Regions from separate parts of the Homo sapiens genome. Here region 2 is linked to region 1. Evidence: chromatin loops called from intact Hi-C (ENCODE). Cell type or tissue: PC-3. All regions are shown on one strand.

Region 1 (8,000 bases):
ATATAATAAAAAAGAACAAACTATTGATACATGCAATGCCCTGGATGAAACTCCGGAGAATTCGGCTGAGTGAAAAAAGCCAGTCCCTAAATGTTACATCATGCATTGTTCAATTTACATGTGTGTGTGTGTGTGTGTGTGTGTGTGTGTAAAACAAAATTATATAAATGGTCAACAGATTAGTGATTACCAGAAGTTAAGGTGGTGTTGGAGGCAGGCAGTAACTGGATATGGCTATTATAAATGAGAGATTGTTGTGATGATGGAAATGTTCTGTATCTTCACTGAATAAATGTCAGTATCCTGGCTGTGATCCTGAACTCTAGTTTTCCAAGATGTTACTATTGGAGAAAACTGAGTAAAGAGTACACAAGATCTCTCTGTATTATTTTCTATAGCTACATGTGGATCTATATTTATTTAATTTTTAATTTAATCTATATTAATTTAATTTTTTAAATCCACAAGGGTGAATAAACAAAAATAAATAAATTCTTCCTGAAGAGTTATTGTGGTCTTCTCATGTACGTTTCTTTCTGAGCCAGAATCAATTTCACCACGTGAAAAGTCCTGAGGTCCATATAATGACATATCAGCATACTTAGCTAGAGCAAGAATAGACAGTAACAAACAAACATAAAACATTGAACTAAATTCCAAACACCTCTTCAACCCTCCTTGAATTTAAGAATACTAACTTTGTAAACACAGATATTAGAAGTTCCACTGTGGAAAGTAGTTCAGGGCACTGCTTTGAGGGTCCTGAGCAAGATTCTCCTTGCTTATTTGCTATCAGAGTCTGTGTCTGACAATTCATCTCAGGCAACTTATACTCACCATTCCAACTCTTAATTCCAAGCCAGTTCTACTACTATTGAAGGAGGGTCCCAAAGGCATCAAGTGAATCCAATTCCCCACCCTCAAACTCAGCCACTGGGCATGGAAATATTTTAACCAGTTACCCATTCTCTAAAATTTTCAATAGCTTCCCACTTCCTATAGGAAAAGGTACAAACTTCTTAGTCCAGCACAAGAGGCTACTATCTAAACCCTACCCACTTCCATAACTGGTCTTTTATTTGTCCCCTAAAAGACCACTCACTTGAACCAGAATGTTTCTGTTCATCAAACCCAAACTTCTGTTCATCTTCCCACCTTCTTGTCTTCTTCTCATACTACTACTCCAGACTAGAGAGCTTCCCACTCCTCCTCTCTGGCTTCACTAAGTTCTACTTTTCTTTTAAAACTTGCCTCCATTCTGAAGCCTACCTTAAAGATGTCTCTTGCCATTAAATATTCTTTTCTTTCTGCCATCCCTCATTTCTCCACATAGCATTAGTTATTTTTATCATTTCTGTTTTTTTCTGCTCAAGTCCTATCTCCCTATTCAGATTGCAAGCCACTCAAAGAGCCTTTTATCTCTGTAAATCTCTGAAAACAGAAAAAAAAAGTTTATGTTGACGGCCAAGATTTTAATATTAGATCTGGCATAGAAGTAACTTGCTTCCCATCTGGACTTTAAATTCCTCAAATACAAATAAGGAAGATGAATTAGACGAGTAGTTTTTAACCAAGGATATGCATTGAACTTACCTGGGGCTACCTTTGAAAATATGTGACCCTGAAAAAGTGATTTTAACCATCTAAGCTTCCCTCTCTGCATTTATAAGAAGGAGACAATGGTAGCACTTACTTCATAGGACTGTTAATGAGGATTAAGTTAGTTAATACATATAAAGCAATTTTGCATAGCTCCTTGAACATATTAAGCTCCCAATACATTTTAGCTACTGCTAAATACAAATTGTTAAAACTTGATTCACTTGGATATACTTATCATTCTAGAACAGTGTTCCCAACTTACAGTTGGGAGAAGTGAAACAGGGCAGGAACCCCTCATAGGGGCCTGTGAGTACCACCCCAACAACTAGCATGAAAATAAAGGAAAATCTTGAGTTCCCTCAAGGGTAATTCCAGGCACCTAGCTATCCTTAAGAAGTAAATAAACAACTTGATAAGTGGGAAGGTAATAGTAGCTTAAAACAATAGCCAAGGAGTTAGAATCACCAGAATGTTTGGTTCCCTGTAGAAACTAAAGATAACATCTTAACATGTATACCTGAGTTGTTTTTCAGCAACCTGGACCCCCACCAAATGGATCTGCTGGCACTGAGACCTCAGATAAGGGGGAGCTGAGGATTGCACTCTGACCTTTCTTCTAAATTTCTTCCTGAGGGGCCTGGAGAAAGTCTCACCCACAAGCCAGAGCTAACATTCTTTACTACTGACTTTACAATTTTAAACAAAGTTTCTCTTCCTTAACCAATTGCAAATCAGAAAATATTTGAACCTACCTATGACCTGTGGGCCCCTCCACTTCAAGATGTCCTACCATTTTAGGTCAAACCAATGTATAGCCTCTATATATTGATTTATGACTTTACCTGTAACTTCTGCCTTCCTGCCTTTAAAAACCCTTACCTGTAAGTGTAACGTTCTTGTATCGTTTCCACCCTGAGAGCACACCAACAGACAACACGAGGCGGTGTGGAGCAACATGCTGTTTTAATGACGGCCTGGGTGCAGGCGGGCCCCAAGTGACGACTGGGCAAAGTTTTATAGTCTCCTGTAAACAGTAAGTGTCACAGTCCGATGTAACTGCTACGTTGTACCCGGATGGCCTTTTTCTGGATCTTCGTGTCTTCCGGCCAGGGTAGGTGTCTTCCCCCGGCTCTCTTCCTGCTTCTGCTATCGCGCACCCTGCTGGCGCACCCTGCTGGCGCACCCTGCTGGCGCACCCTGCTGGCGCACCCTGCTGGCGCACCCTGCTGGCGCACCCTGCTGGCGCACCCTGCTGGCGCAAGTTGCGCCTTGGGACTGGGCCTGAAAAGGGAGGAGTTATTCATCTTAAGCTTTCAGGCCCGGGGAGAATCTTACAGTAAGCCCTCTGGGAGTTTGAGTCTTAAGCATGAACTGCCTGATTCTCCTTGCTTGGCACTCTGCAAATAAACACTTTCCTTTCTCCTGCTGCAAACCTCAGTGTGGATATCTGGTCTTCCTGCGCTGGGTGAACAGCGGTTTGATACCAAAAGCTCCAGAGAAACTGCAACTAAATTCTTAGATGCATCTAGTACTATCTGTTAACTAAATGAATAATATAGTTTGCTCACAAAAGTATTCCTATTTAAAAAATATATATATATGTGTGTTTTGTGACTAATAAAATACCAAGTCAGGTACAGTGTTACTGAATTCATAGTTGCTTTTTGTCACTATGTGTTTTCATTGTCAACATACACTATAAATATAACTATTATCATGCAACATTCCTTCAGTTTATTTTCTCCATCTTATAATTTTCAGACAGACTAGGAAACACTACCCCCAAAATATCAAATTACTATCAGCATAATTTCCTAATAAACCTGTTCACCATGCTCATCTCAGAGTTCTGGGTAAAGTGATTTCTAGTTGCAACACAGTACATATGGACTTAAAAAGTTTGTAAATAAAACCATAAAAGAAAAAATATAAACTAATGATTATTTTTTAGTGAAAGGAATAGACTTGATGAATGTAAAGGAAAAAATATGACTATGCTACCCAGTAAAATGCCAATAGTCTTTCAAGCAGGTTTCTAAAATCCTAGCAACTCCCTGGAATTCACAATTCAGTAACCCAATATTTGAAGAAAGAAAAAACAAGAAAATGAACAACATGCTAGCATATCACTCCTTCCATAATTGTTGCTCATGCACACCAGAGCATGGATGAAGCTGAATGCACAACTTTTATGTTTAAATTGATAAAGGTAAAACTAAAGAGGGAAAGGGCTAATTAAGCATGTTCTTCAGCATCTTGCAAACTGAAAAAAAAAAATTACAAATAAGAAGTAAATTTTGAAAAATGAAAACTAACTTCTTTGGCAGAGAAATAATTAAATATTGAGCTGTTCCTAAAGGATTATTTTAGAAAACTCCAAATTTTTACTCTTAATTTTTACTCTCAATTCTCACATAATTTTTCGGTACAATATTGTAAGACACGCAAAATATTACTTAAACGTGTTTATAAGAAATAGAAAACTTTCATCGCAGAGGGTTTGATCACATGATTCCCCAGTTGCCCAAATCATCCTTTCTTTGAAGCGCATTGGTGATAAGGGAGATAAAAATAGTTTAAAATTCCACCCTGCTTATGGGATTTTTTTTAATATTAAGCGATCCCTCAAATTCCCATTTAGCTGTAACCCCCAAGGCAGTCTATTTAAGTTAAAAACACACACATACACAAAAAACAGGCAGAAGCAGTCAAGTGGAAAAACAAGAAATAAGAGTATTGAGACTAGTATATACTATTTTTTTAGCAAATCACTTCAACTCTCTGGGTCTCATGTACCTAGTTGTAAAATGCAGAAGTAGGATTGCTAAAAATCTATGATTCTACAGTCAACAAAGCATAGGAGGTCTCTTTCCTTGTAGCTAGAGATGTGGTAAGGACAGAGTCTCCCTAACCGCAACACTGCCCAGCTCACATAATTTCACTCCCTCAGGCTAAGCCTGTCAGCATGTCTTCTGGGGAACAAAGAGAGAACTCTGATGAAATTAGGGCAACTAATACCCAAGGGACAATTACAATACAGTGATTATCTTCTACAATTACTGGCTTTTAGTTTTCTCAAAGACTTCAGGTTTATCTATGCTGAATCTCCTTTGGAGAGATCCATGATGTCTCGAAGCAACATAGCTAAATTCCTTTTCATCTAAAAGTCATAGCTTTTGACAGATGCTATCATGGAAGGAAAGAAAGCACATTCTGTACCAGCTGCAATTACAGTTGAAGCATTAAAAAAGAAATGTTAGAGGTGGTGGTGCCATCTAGCTGCTGTAACGGTGAGACGTAACCTATTTTTATAAACTCCTGTAGGAAAGCACATATTCTGATCGTTTTCTATAGGCAATGAAAGGCATAATCTTTCTTTCTGTGTAATATCTCCTTGTAGAAAAGTAAACAGAGGCTCAGAGAGGTCAGTCAGCTAGTCAGCTAGTCAGTAGTAGAACCAGGATCAGAGCCTGGTTCTTTTGATTCCTCTTTCCACTTCCTCACCACTAATGAAAGACAGGTCCCTAATCTTCAAAGCAAGTTCTGCTTTCACATCGCCTCTCCACACAGCAAATAAATCACTACATTACAGAAGTATTCTCCCCTTCTTCCACGTGAAGGAAAATGATTTACTAGTCACCCTCTGAAAACCTATTTCTAAGAAGATCCCCTAAAAAGGAGTCAAAGGTATCTGAAAACTTCCAAAATTAGTAACTAGACAGTTTTGTTTTCCACTTGGAAATCCCTATAACCAGGTTCCAAAACCACCACAAAGCTTGGCCCTGTCATACCAGTATTGAAGATTTCCTCCCTGCTAACACGTAGGAGGACTGACTACACTAAAGCAGAAACATAATCTTTCTCTTTTTCTTCTAGTCACACTTGTATTGCTGTTCCCCAACAAAGGCATTGTCAGAAATGGAAGAAAACGGATTCAATGTCACTAGCCCCTGAGGCCCTCTCCCCAACCTTGCGCCCACAAAGAAACCACTCTCCTTGAACAGAGCAGCACTTCTAAGAAAGTTCCCCAATAAATATATACCTGCATTCATACACGCATATCACCACCACTTTGCTTGAAACCCAGGATATTTTTTTAGTTACAAAAGTAATTTTTTTGTGACTTTTTTGTAATAGTTTAATGAATATAGAAGAGTTTAAAGAAAAAAACAGTTTCTAGCTTCCCTACTCAATCCCATTTTCTTGACAAAATCACCATTAATAATTTGGTGTATAGATTCTTTATATTTTTTATGTTTTATGTTTGTGTAAATATATGTAAAGTATACATATTTATACTGTTTTCTTTCTTCTTCTTCTTTTTTTTTTTTTTTTTTTTTGAGATGGAATCTTGGGTCTGTTTCCCAGGCTGGAATACAGTGGCATGGTCTCAGCTCACTGCAACCTCTGCCTCCTGGGTTCAAGTCATTCTCCTGCCTCCGCCTCCAGAGTAGCTGGAACTATAGGTCCACGCCACCATCCCCAGCTAATTTTTATATTTTTGTAGAGATGAGGTTTCACCATGTTGGCCAGGCTGGTCTCAAACTCCTGACATCAAGTGATCCACCCACCTTGGCCTCCCAAAGCCCTGGGATTACAGGCATGAGCCACTGCGCCCAGCCTATAGAGGTTGTTTGTTTGTTTGTTTGTTTTCCGTGAAATTAGACTAAGCATTTTACTCCAAAATTTGCTTTTTATTCCGTTTATCTTTCTGGATATCCTTCCATGTTGATATGTATAGCCTTAACTCATATGGTTTAATAGCCAAATATGGCCAGGCACGGTGGCTTGCCCTTGTAATCCCAACACTTTGGGAGGCCAACGCGGGAAGATTGCTTGAGCCTAGGAGTTTGCAACCTGCCTGGGCAACATGGGGAGAACCCGTCTCTATAAAAAAAAGAAAATTTAATTATCTGAGCATAGTGGCATGTGCCTGTGGTCCCAGCTGCTGGGGAGGCTGAGGTGGGCTTGAGCCCAGGAGGTTGAAGCTACAGTGAGCCTTATTCATGCCACTGCACTTCAGTCTGGGCAACAGAGTGAGATCCTGTCTCAAAAATAAACAAAAAAATAGCCAAATATAGTCCACAATGGAGCTATGCAATACTTTTTAACCATAATGTACAGAATGGACATTCAAGTTGTTTCTAGTTTATTTTTTCTTTCTTTTTTTTAAATCATGAAGGACATTGTTATAAACATTCCCATATACGTCCATTCTTGTTTTCTGGAGTTCTTATTTCTATAAGATAGAGTCATAAAAAGTGGCATTCCAGTTATTAATTGTTAGATAACAAACCACACCAAAAAAAGCTTATGAATTTAAAATTGGGGCAATGCTTAGCACAACAACTCATGCAGCTTTGGCTGGGGTAGCTCAAATGCGGATAGAGGATTCATTTCCAAGAGCAACCACAAGTTGTTGCTGGCTATTGGTGGGAGCTGTTAACAAAGGACTTCAATTCCTTTCCACCTAGGCCTCTCCATGGACTGCTTAGGCTTCCTCACAGCATGGCAGCTGGTTCTAGAAGCAAATGTTCAAGAGAGAGAAAATGGAAACTGCTAATCTCCTAAGGCCTGGTCCTGGAAACTGGCAGTGTCCTTTCAACCATATTTTATTGGTCAGTCAGTCATAGAGCCCACCTAGATTCAAGAGGATTGGACATAAACCTATCCATAGGAGGAGTAGCAAATTCATATGCAGCCAACTTTAATCTATAAGTAAGATTGCTGAGTAAAATTATCGTGCACATTTTTAGTATGAATAAATATCGCCAGATCCTTTTCCAAAAAGGGTTAATTTATACATTCAGCAAATATTTGAGGGATATTAATTGTTTGGCAATGTTCCAGATATAGAATAGAGCAATGATCAAAACAAACAAAAACTTTTGCTCTGATATAGCTTAAATTTAGAGTTTGTAGATAGATAATCAATCAATCAATCATATGTCAGGTGGTGATAAATGCCATGAGAGAAACAGAGCAGAGAGGGGATGAGGGAGTATCTGGGAGGAGAGGGTGAAATTTTAAATAGAATAGGTAGGGAAGGTTTCACTTTCAATGTAACAAAAAAAAAGTAAGTGCAAGCCCTGAAGGGGTGCATGCTTGAGATGTTGAAAGCAAGGTGACAGGAGGAGAGTGAGCATGGGAGAGCAAGATTGAGAGGTAAAAACGTGTGGGCCAGATTGTGTTGGGGTAATTCATCCTCCCATAACCCTGTCTACTAGTGATATATCCTACACGCATATATTTATTGGACATCTGTATATTCTCTTCTGTGAATTACCCTCAGGATAAAGTAAAATAATAAGACATATGCCCTCAAGGTGAACCCTTTATTGGAAACTAATGAAATGGTTTGTATGAGGATGCCGAAAGAAAAAGATTCAATGCAGGCT
Region 2 (8,000 bases), 100 kb after region 1:
GAGAGTCAGGAGGTTGCCACTTCCTGCACCTTGTGAAAGGCAGCTCCAGTGGGCTCCATTTGCAATGTCAGCCCTACATTTACTATGACGTATGTTGTAAAATATGTAATAAGAAAGCCTCTGTCACTAAGGCTAAGAGGCAGATAGGTATGTATTTGTCTGTGTGTCTTTACTTGGGAAGGAAGCCTCAGAGATATGGCAAGGAAACAAAGAATTCATATACTCAAACTGCACTCTCTCTTAAATACATAAATAATATCTCACATATATAAATACCACTATTTTCAAAATGTATAGAGATATTGTGGGGATTATTAAAATGTAAATTAGTCTAAACACCTGGACTGAACTTAAAATAACCCTTTGCTGTTATGTATTTCTTCAGTCTGACACAGCTAATATCATGTAAGGCTCTGTGAGTGCTTTGTTGTTGAAAAAGAGTCTTCATCCTCTGGAATCTTGATAACCACTGCACCAAAGAAAATTCTTTCACTTGGAGTCTGATGAGTTATCACAATTCCAGGATATGAATACACACATTACAAAGAAGAAAACTGCTTTTCTGAAATTGTCAGTGTGGGGAGAATCTCCACGAGAAAGGGGAGGTGGATAGACCTTTCAGCCACAAATTTTCTAGTCAATAATTAATCTTCTCTTGGAAGAAGGTAAGTAAAGAATAATTGGAAAAAATATTAGATAATTTTCACTAATTAGTGGGAGACAGAGAAGTGAGAAGGGGTATGAACTCCACCATTATGGTAGGTTGATTGGATTAATGGCTCAATTTTTCACCTCTCCAAGCCCTTTGCCATGTAACCTTGTCATTCCCTCTTAACCTGGCCATGTGATTTGCTTTGTCCAAGAGAATATGAGCAGACATGATACTATAAGCATGGCTCTGCTTATTGCTCTTTCCCTCTGCCATGCCATAAGATGGACCTGCCTAGACTAGCAAGGATGGACAAGAACTGAAGAGAAGAAAAACTCCTAGTGATCCCAGTTGAGGTCATCCTCAATCAGTCAGTAACCAGTCAAACCCTAGGAGCAAGTCCAGCCAAGATCAGCAAAGCCACTGAGCCATCCCAGAGCTGGACACAAGAGGGGGACGGGCTGAGATAAACCAAGTCCAGATTACATTAGCTGAACCCCCACAAACTCATGCACAAAAACAAACATTCACTATTGTATGTCACTGATGTTTTGTAGCCATTTATTTTGCAGCATTATTATGGCAATAGATGACTGAAACTACCACTTACCAGTTCTGTGGCCCTCAAAAATAAAGTAGAGGTGATAATGGCACCTATTTCAAGTGTTGGCGTGAACATTAATTAAGATATTATGCATGAAGTTCTTAACACTGTGTGTGACACATAGCCTGCCCTCCAAAAGTATGTATGTGGGTAGCAGTATATGGATACCAAGAAAGTAAGAGTGGTAGTGTGTGTGTGTGTGTGTGTTTGTGTGTGTGTGTGTGTGAGAGAGAGAGAGAGAGAGAGAATGGAGATGGGGAAAGTGAAGGAATTATAGCTGCCTCACTATCCTGACCTCAGGGGGCATTACAGTTTTTTTTGGTTCAAAGAGCATAACAGCCAAGATCAAGTTTAAGCATTTAAATAAAACTACTGAAGATTCTCAGATCACAAAAGAAAAATAAAGTAATATGAAGCAAGATCATCTATTTTATGGAGTATCTTCAGTTATGTCATCTAAAATATCTCCTCCTATGGGGATGTCTCTTAATGTGCCTCCCTGCCTCCATACAGAAGTAGGGATATTTCCCACAATGTACAGTAGGGCCCTCAAATCTATCTCTAATTTTAGACTCACAAAGAGGCAGACTTAAAAGCAGCAGGTGTTCTCCTCCTGTCTAAGAAGTTTCTCCCAAAAATTAGGAGAATCAATGTGCTGTCAGAAGAATGATCCTTTCCAAAAGTGATATACTGAGAGACCCACATCCTTTAGAGGGACCCCTTACCTAGTCATAATGAAGTGGCCTTAACAAAAAAAAAAATCATGTCAGAACACACAACCCAATAGTATATACAGCTGAACAAGATGTACAGATAGGCACGGGGCATTGGAGAGATGAGGCAACAGATAAAAGAGAAAATAATGCTCATAAAGCCTTTGTCCATTATTTCTTCCACCTTTAACGCCCGGCTTCTTCTCTCACTACTATTTCCACTGTTCTATTTCTAACTTGTGCTTTAAGACCATCTTATATGAATTTCACTTCTCTGAAGCTTTCTCCAATCATCATCCTAGTTCAAACTTCTGTAGACATTTATGTGTAGAATAATCATAGATAAGAGAGAGAAAAATATAATCCAACAATCAGAATCCTAGTTATGCCACCCATCAGTAATGGAACCTTGGGCTAGTCATTTACTCTATCTGGGCCTCAGTTTTCTCCTCTGACAATGAAGATAGTATTAGTACCTACCTTGAACAATGATTAAACAGTCTATTAAAGTACTTGATACAGCCTGACATATGATAGGTGATACGGTTTGGCTCTGTGCCCCCACTCAAATCTCATCTCGAATTGTATTAATAATTCCCATGTGTCAGGGGAGGGACCAGGTGGGAGGTGATTGAATCAGGGGGGCAGTTTCCCTCATGCTGTTCTCATGAGAGTGAGTGAGTTCTCACAAAGGCTGATGATTTTAAAGTGTGGCACTTCCTCATTCTCACACGCACTCCCTCCTGTCACCTTGTGAAGAAGGTGCCTGCTTCCCTCTTGCCTTCTGCCATGATCGTAAGTTTCCTGAATCCTCCTAGCCATGCTTCCTGTTAAGCCTGCAGAACTGTGAGTCAATTAAACCTCTTTCCTTTATATTTACCCAGTCTCAGGTAGTATACTTTATAGCGGTGTGAGAATGGACTAATACATTAGGTGTTCAAGAAATATTAGTGATTATCATTATATTATTTTGTTATGTATTATTATCATTTATATATATATATATAACTGTTCACCTAAGGATTCTTAATTCACACTGAGAACCTCTTTTGTAGTTAGTTATTTACTCATCTTATATTTTCATTGGGATTTAAGTTCTTGAAGGTACATTGTTCCAAAATATCTTGTCTGTGGAAGTCAGAGAAATTTAAGGTATTCACAGCTTTAGTGTTAGTTGCTCTCTGGTCACAGAATTGCTAACCTCCCTAATAATGAAAGAACCCCTCTGAATGCAAGCCCAGCCATGCTGCTCTGCAGGGCTAGCTGAACCAGGCAGGACTCATGGTCTCTGTTTCCCTCAGCAATTAAGAAGGATCTAAATGAACATATCAATTCCCCAGCTTAGGAGATGGGGCCTAGGCAGGCCAGCCAGACAGACAACCTGGAGAGGAAGTATAGTTAAACAGGTGGTGACTAATATAACAAAACCTCCTTCCTGTAGCCTTAATAAAAACAGCAAACCCCAGACAGCCTGGATGCCTAGGTCCTGGGCAGCATTCAATTTAGGATGTTCTTTTCCCAGTGAGTCATAATTGCCCTGGTCCTGACACTTGTCACTAGAACAAGGCAAAATCGGTGTAATCACCAGAGCAATTGCTTCAGGAATACATTCTTTTAGTGATTTGGCTGGAGGAAGTTCAAAAATGCAAGTGATGGTTTTCAAATGTGGAGTGACCGGAGTTGCCTTAAGTACTGGGATTTCTAAATTTAAGGAAGAAAAGGGAGTAGAGAGGAGTTATAATTATCAACAAAAGGAAACCAAGTAATGAGAGACTCATCCCACTGTGGATAAAATCAGCTCTGATACTAACCATTGTTGGTCTGCATGAAAATATGAAAAAAATCATCAGATTCCCCAATCAAACAATTAATCATGGAGTTGGTCTGATAAAAAAACAAGAATTGGTGACCTATAAAACAATTGTCTAGGATAACACTCACCTTTTAAGATAAAGCCAGATGAAAAGATGACTAAGCAGGGGAATGAATCTTTGAGTGGTAGGATAGAGCTTAGAGCTCACGGCTGGTGATTTTATTTTCTTGCTGTTAATGTCATTACATTCCTTAAAGGTCCTATAGCCATCTGGATGAAATTAAAATGACAAACCAATATCATCGTCTTATTCCTGGACCACCAAATTTGTAGTTCCTGCTGCTAACGGTCCAATTTCCTTGTAGAGACCATCTAGTTAATTTCTTTGCTTTCTCTTGTTTTTTTTTTTTTTTTTTTTTGAGACAGAGTCTCGTTCTGTTGCCCAGGCTGGAGTGCAGTGGTGCGATCTCGGCTCACTGCAAGCTCTGCCTCCCAGGTTCATGCCACTCTCCTGCCTCAGCCCCCCAAGTAGCTGGGACTACAGGTGCCCGCCATCATGCCTGGCTAATTTTTTTTTTTGTATTTTTTTTAGTAGAGACGGGGCTTCACCGTGTTGGCCAGGATGGTCTCGATCTCCTGACCTTGTGATCCACCCGCCTCAGCCTCCCAAAGTGCTGGGATTGAAGGCATGAGCCACCGTGCCCAGCCTCTTTACTTTCTAAGAATTCCAAAATTATGTATCTTATACTAATTGGTTGACCACTATTCTAAAAAAAATAGGAGTAACTGCCTCTCCTCCCAAATACCAATGTCTTCCCAGAAGTGTGATTAGTACTTAAGAGAGGGAATAGGATAATAATTCATGTAAAACATTTATTATACTGTAATTAAAACCTAATAAATGCTAGCCATTGTTATTATACACGTATATGTTTCAGATATAATTACTTTATTAGCTTTATTACAGCTGATGTTCACACAAAAACAAGTATGCAAAACTTATCATATTGCATTATCTTTACAAAGTAAAACTAAACCTGACCCCAGGCTATCTCTGAACTAGAATGTTGCCTAATATATTGCAGGTGCTCCAAAAGAAGGTGCTAAATAAATAATTGAATGAATGATAGCTGGACAACAAGCACAAAGAAAGCTATAAATCCCAATCCTAGCAGAATTGAAAGCAGATGCTGTAGAGGCAGATTAGAGAAAACAAGAGAATCTCAAAGACTTGATAGTTTCTTTGAGACATTTGACAAAGTTAAGAATGGGATAAGGTGAATGCTAAAGAAAATAGAAAGGCAACTAGAGTTTCCTACACTCAGGGTGGGCAAATTATGACCTGCTGACTCAATCCAGCCGACTGCCTACTTTTGTAAATAAAGTTTTATTGGAGCACAGCCATGTTCATTCATTCATATATTGTCTCTGGCTGCTTTCACACCACAGTAGCAATGTTGAAAAGGAACTGCAACAGAGACCATATTGTCTACGAAACCTAAAATATTCACTATCTGACTATTATAGAAACATTCTGCCAAACCCTGTCCTATGTAAACAGAAGGCTGTACAAGAAATAAGCCATTATCATAACAGATTGCATGGATCTCTTGTGTAGCAAGGTAAACAATATTTACATTGCTATAATATAGACACTGTTTTCTAATTTTATATATTTAGAACCAGTTTATAGCTAAAACACAAAGTTCTTAATAATGATTAGGAAACAGGATACAAATACCAATACTATCAACCTTAAGAACATAAAAGTATAGATCTGAAAAGTTGGAAGCTGAAAGTGGGAGAGGAAAACTGTTAAGAAAGGACATGATTTTCCTCATTGTACAAAATGTGGAGTCAAGTGTAATTATCAATCAACATTTACAAGTGTAATCAATGAAATAATAAAAATGGTCATATGTTTGTATTAGGAATGGGTAAGGAGATCAAAGGCAATATTTATGAGCTAAAACCTAATATGGTAGGATGACAGTAGATAATGCCTAAAATATATAATTCATAATTTAGCAGTAAACACGAAGATAACCATCAGAAGAATAAGAAAGAAACAAACAAACAGGTTCAGTGCTATGGTTTGAATGTATGTGTCCTTCCAAATTTCTTATGTTGGAACCTAAGACTCAAAGTGATAGTATTAAAAGGTGGACCATAAAAACCGTAGAAGAAAATCTAGGCAATATCATTCAGGACATAGGCATAAGCAAAGACTTCGTGACAAAAATGCCAAAAGCAATTGCAACAAAAGCCAAAATTGACAAATGGGATCTAATTAAACTAAAGAGCTTCTGCACAGCAAAAGAAACTATCATCAGAGTGAACAGGCAACCTATAGAATGGGAGAAAATGTTTGCAATCTACCCATCTGACAAAGATCTAATATCCAGAATTCACAAGGAACTTAAACAAATTTACAAGGAAAAAAAAAAAAACCATTAAAAAGGGGGCAAAGGATAAGAACAGATACTTCTCAAAAGAAGACATTTATGTGGCCAAGAAACATATGAAAAAAAGCTCATTATCACTGATCATCAGAGAAATGCAAATCAAAACCACAATGAGACATCCCACACCAGTCAGAATGGCAATTATTAAAAAGTCAAGAAACAGTATGCTGGTGAGGCTGTGGAGAAATAGGAACACTTTTACACTGTTGGTGGGAGTGTAAATAAGTTCAACCATTGTGGAAGACAGTATGGAGATTCCTCAAGGATCTAGAACCAGAAATACCATTTGATGCAGCAATCCCATTACTGGGTACATACTCAAAAGAATATAAATCATTCTAATATAAAGACACATGTACACGTATGTTTATTGCAACACTATTTACAATACCAAAGACATAGAATCAACCCAAATGCCCATCAGTGATAGACGGGATAAAGAAAATGTGGGACATATACACCATGGAATACTATGCAGCCATAAAAAGGAATGAGATCATGTCCTTTGCAGGGACATGGATGAAGCTGGAAGCCATCATCTTCAGCAAACTAGCACAGGAACAGAAAACCAAACACTGCATGTTCTCACTCATAAGTGGGGGTTGAACAATGAGAACACATGGACACAGAGAGGGGAACAACACACACCAGGGCCTGGTGGGGGATGAGGAGTGAGGGGAGGGAATTTAGAGGATGGATAAATAGGTGCAGCAAACCACCATGGCACATGAATACCTATGTAACAAACCTGTACGTTCTGCACATGTATCCCATTTTTTTTAGAAGGAAGGAAGACAGACGAAAGTAAGAAAGAAAGAAAGAAAGAAAGAAAGAAAGAAAGAAAGAAAGAAAGAGAAAGAAAAAGAAAGAAACCTTTGGGAGGTGATTAGGTCATGAGGGCAGAGCACTTATGGATGGGATGATACCCTTGTCAAAGGACTTGAGGGAACTAGCTAGGCCCTTTTGTCTTCTGTCCCTTCTACTATCTGAGGACACAGTGTTTGTCCCTTCCAGAGGAAACAGTGTTTAAGGCACCATCTTGGAAGCAGAGAACAGGCCCTCACTGGACACTGAACCTGCCAGCACTTTGATCTTGGACTATCGAGCCTCCATAACTATGAGCAATAAACTTACAATGTGTATACATTACCCAGTCTAAGGTACTTCGTTATAGCAGCATGAATGGACTAAGACACTTGGTTAAAAGTATTAAAAATGGTGGCCTCAAGGGAAACACCTGGGAGAAGGACTGAAGATGGGGTGCAGCAGAAACTCCAGGTGAACCTGACTCCATTGGTCCATGGACCAATATTTGAGAACCACTGCTAGAGACAAGGCCAATTTTTTAGACATTTAGTTTTTTGAAGTTGTTTTCTGGTTCTTAGTGTGAACTAGGGTTATTGAAAGTGGGCAGCTCCATGTGACAGACAACAGAATGTAGCAAAAGGAATCATGGGTTCAAACCATGTTTCTACTCCCTTTCAGGCTAGGTGAAACCCCCTTAGGTGTCAGTTTTTCCATCTGTATAATAGGACTCAAAATTCTAGACTGTCTGTTACTCAGGAAAATTATCAAGGTGAAATGAGATAATTTTTACAAGAATGCTTTTTAAACTATGCAAAAATTATTTAAATTATAATTTGTTATTGTTATTCTTGATATGGTCAAAGGGGAGTCAATAAACCTGATAGCCACTCTGCTGCAAGAAGTCATTGCTGTTATTGTATTAGGTCCTCCTTTCCATTAAAGTTTTGAA

The links. A loop is a pair of places that touch in the nucleus more often than their neighbours do. Peaks named below come from ENCODE experiments on the same cell type or tissue, not always from the same donor. Only the 100,000 strongest peaks of a DNase experiment are listed, where the experiment ranks them.
Region 2: it touches region 1 in a loop (3-fold over the local background); 4 of 110 quality-filtered maps call a loop at or near these places.

What each region holds. Positions count from the first base shown.
Region 1 is chr5:33,295,251-33,303,250 of GRCh38, forward strand. LOC124900637 (a long non-coding RNA gene) reads right to left here and starts at 2,723. Exons shown (of 2, transcript XR_007058725.1): 1 at 2,482-2,723. RefSeq lists an enhancer at 4,419-4,944. In PC-3, CTCF peaks have their summits at 2,855 (motif pointing left), 4,878 and 5,082; DNase peaks (open chromatin) are centred at 4,541 and 4,841; H3K4me3 peaks cover 751 bases; H3K27ac peaks cover 1,634 bases.
Region 2 is chr5:33,398,225-33,406,224 of GRCh38, forward strand. No RefSeq gene overlaps it. Among named protein-coding and RNA genes, the nearest start is that of TARS1-DT, 38 kb to the right of the region's middle. RefSeq lists a silencer at 3,219-3,513. In PC-3, no CTCF peak of the experiment used is centred here; a DNase peak (open chromatin) is centred at 3,447; H3K4me3 peaks cover 721 bases; H3K27ac peaks cover 2,237 bases.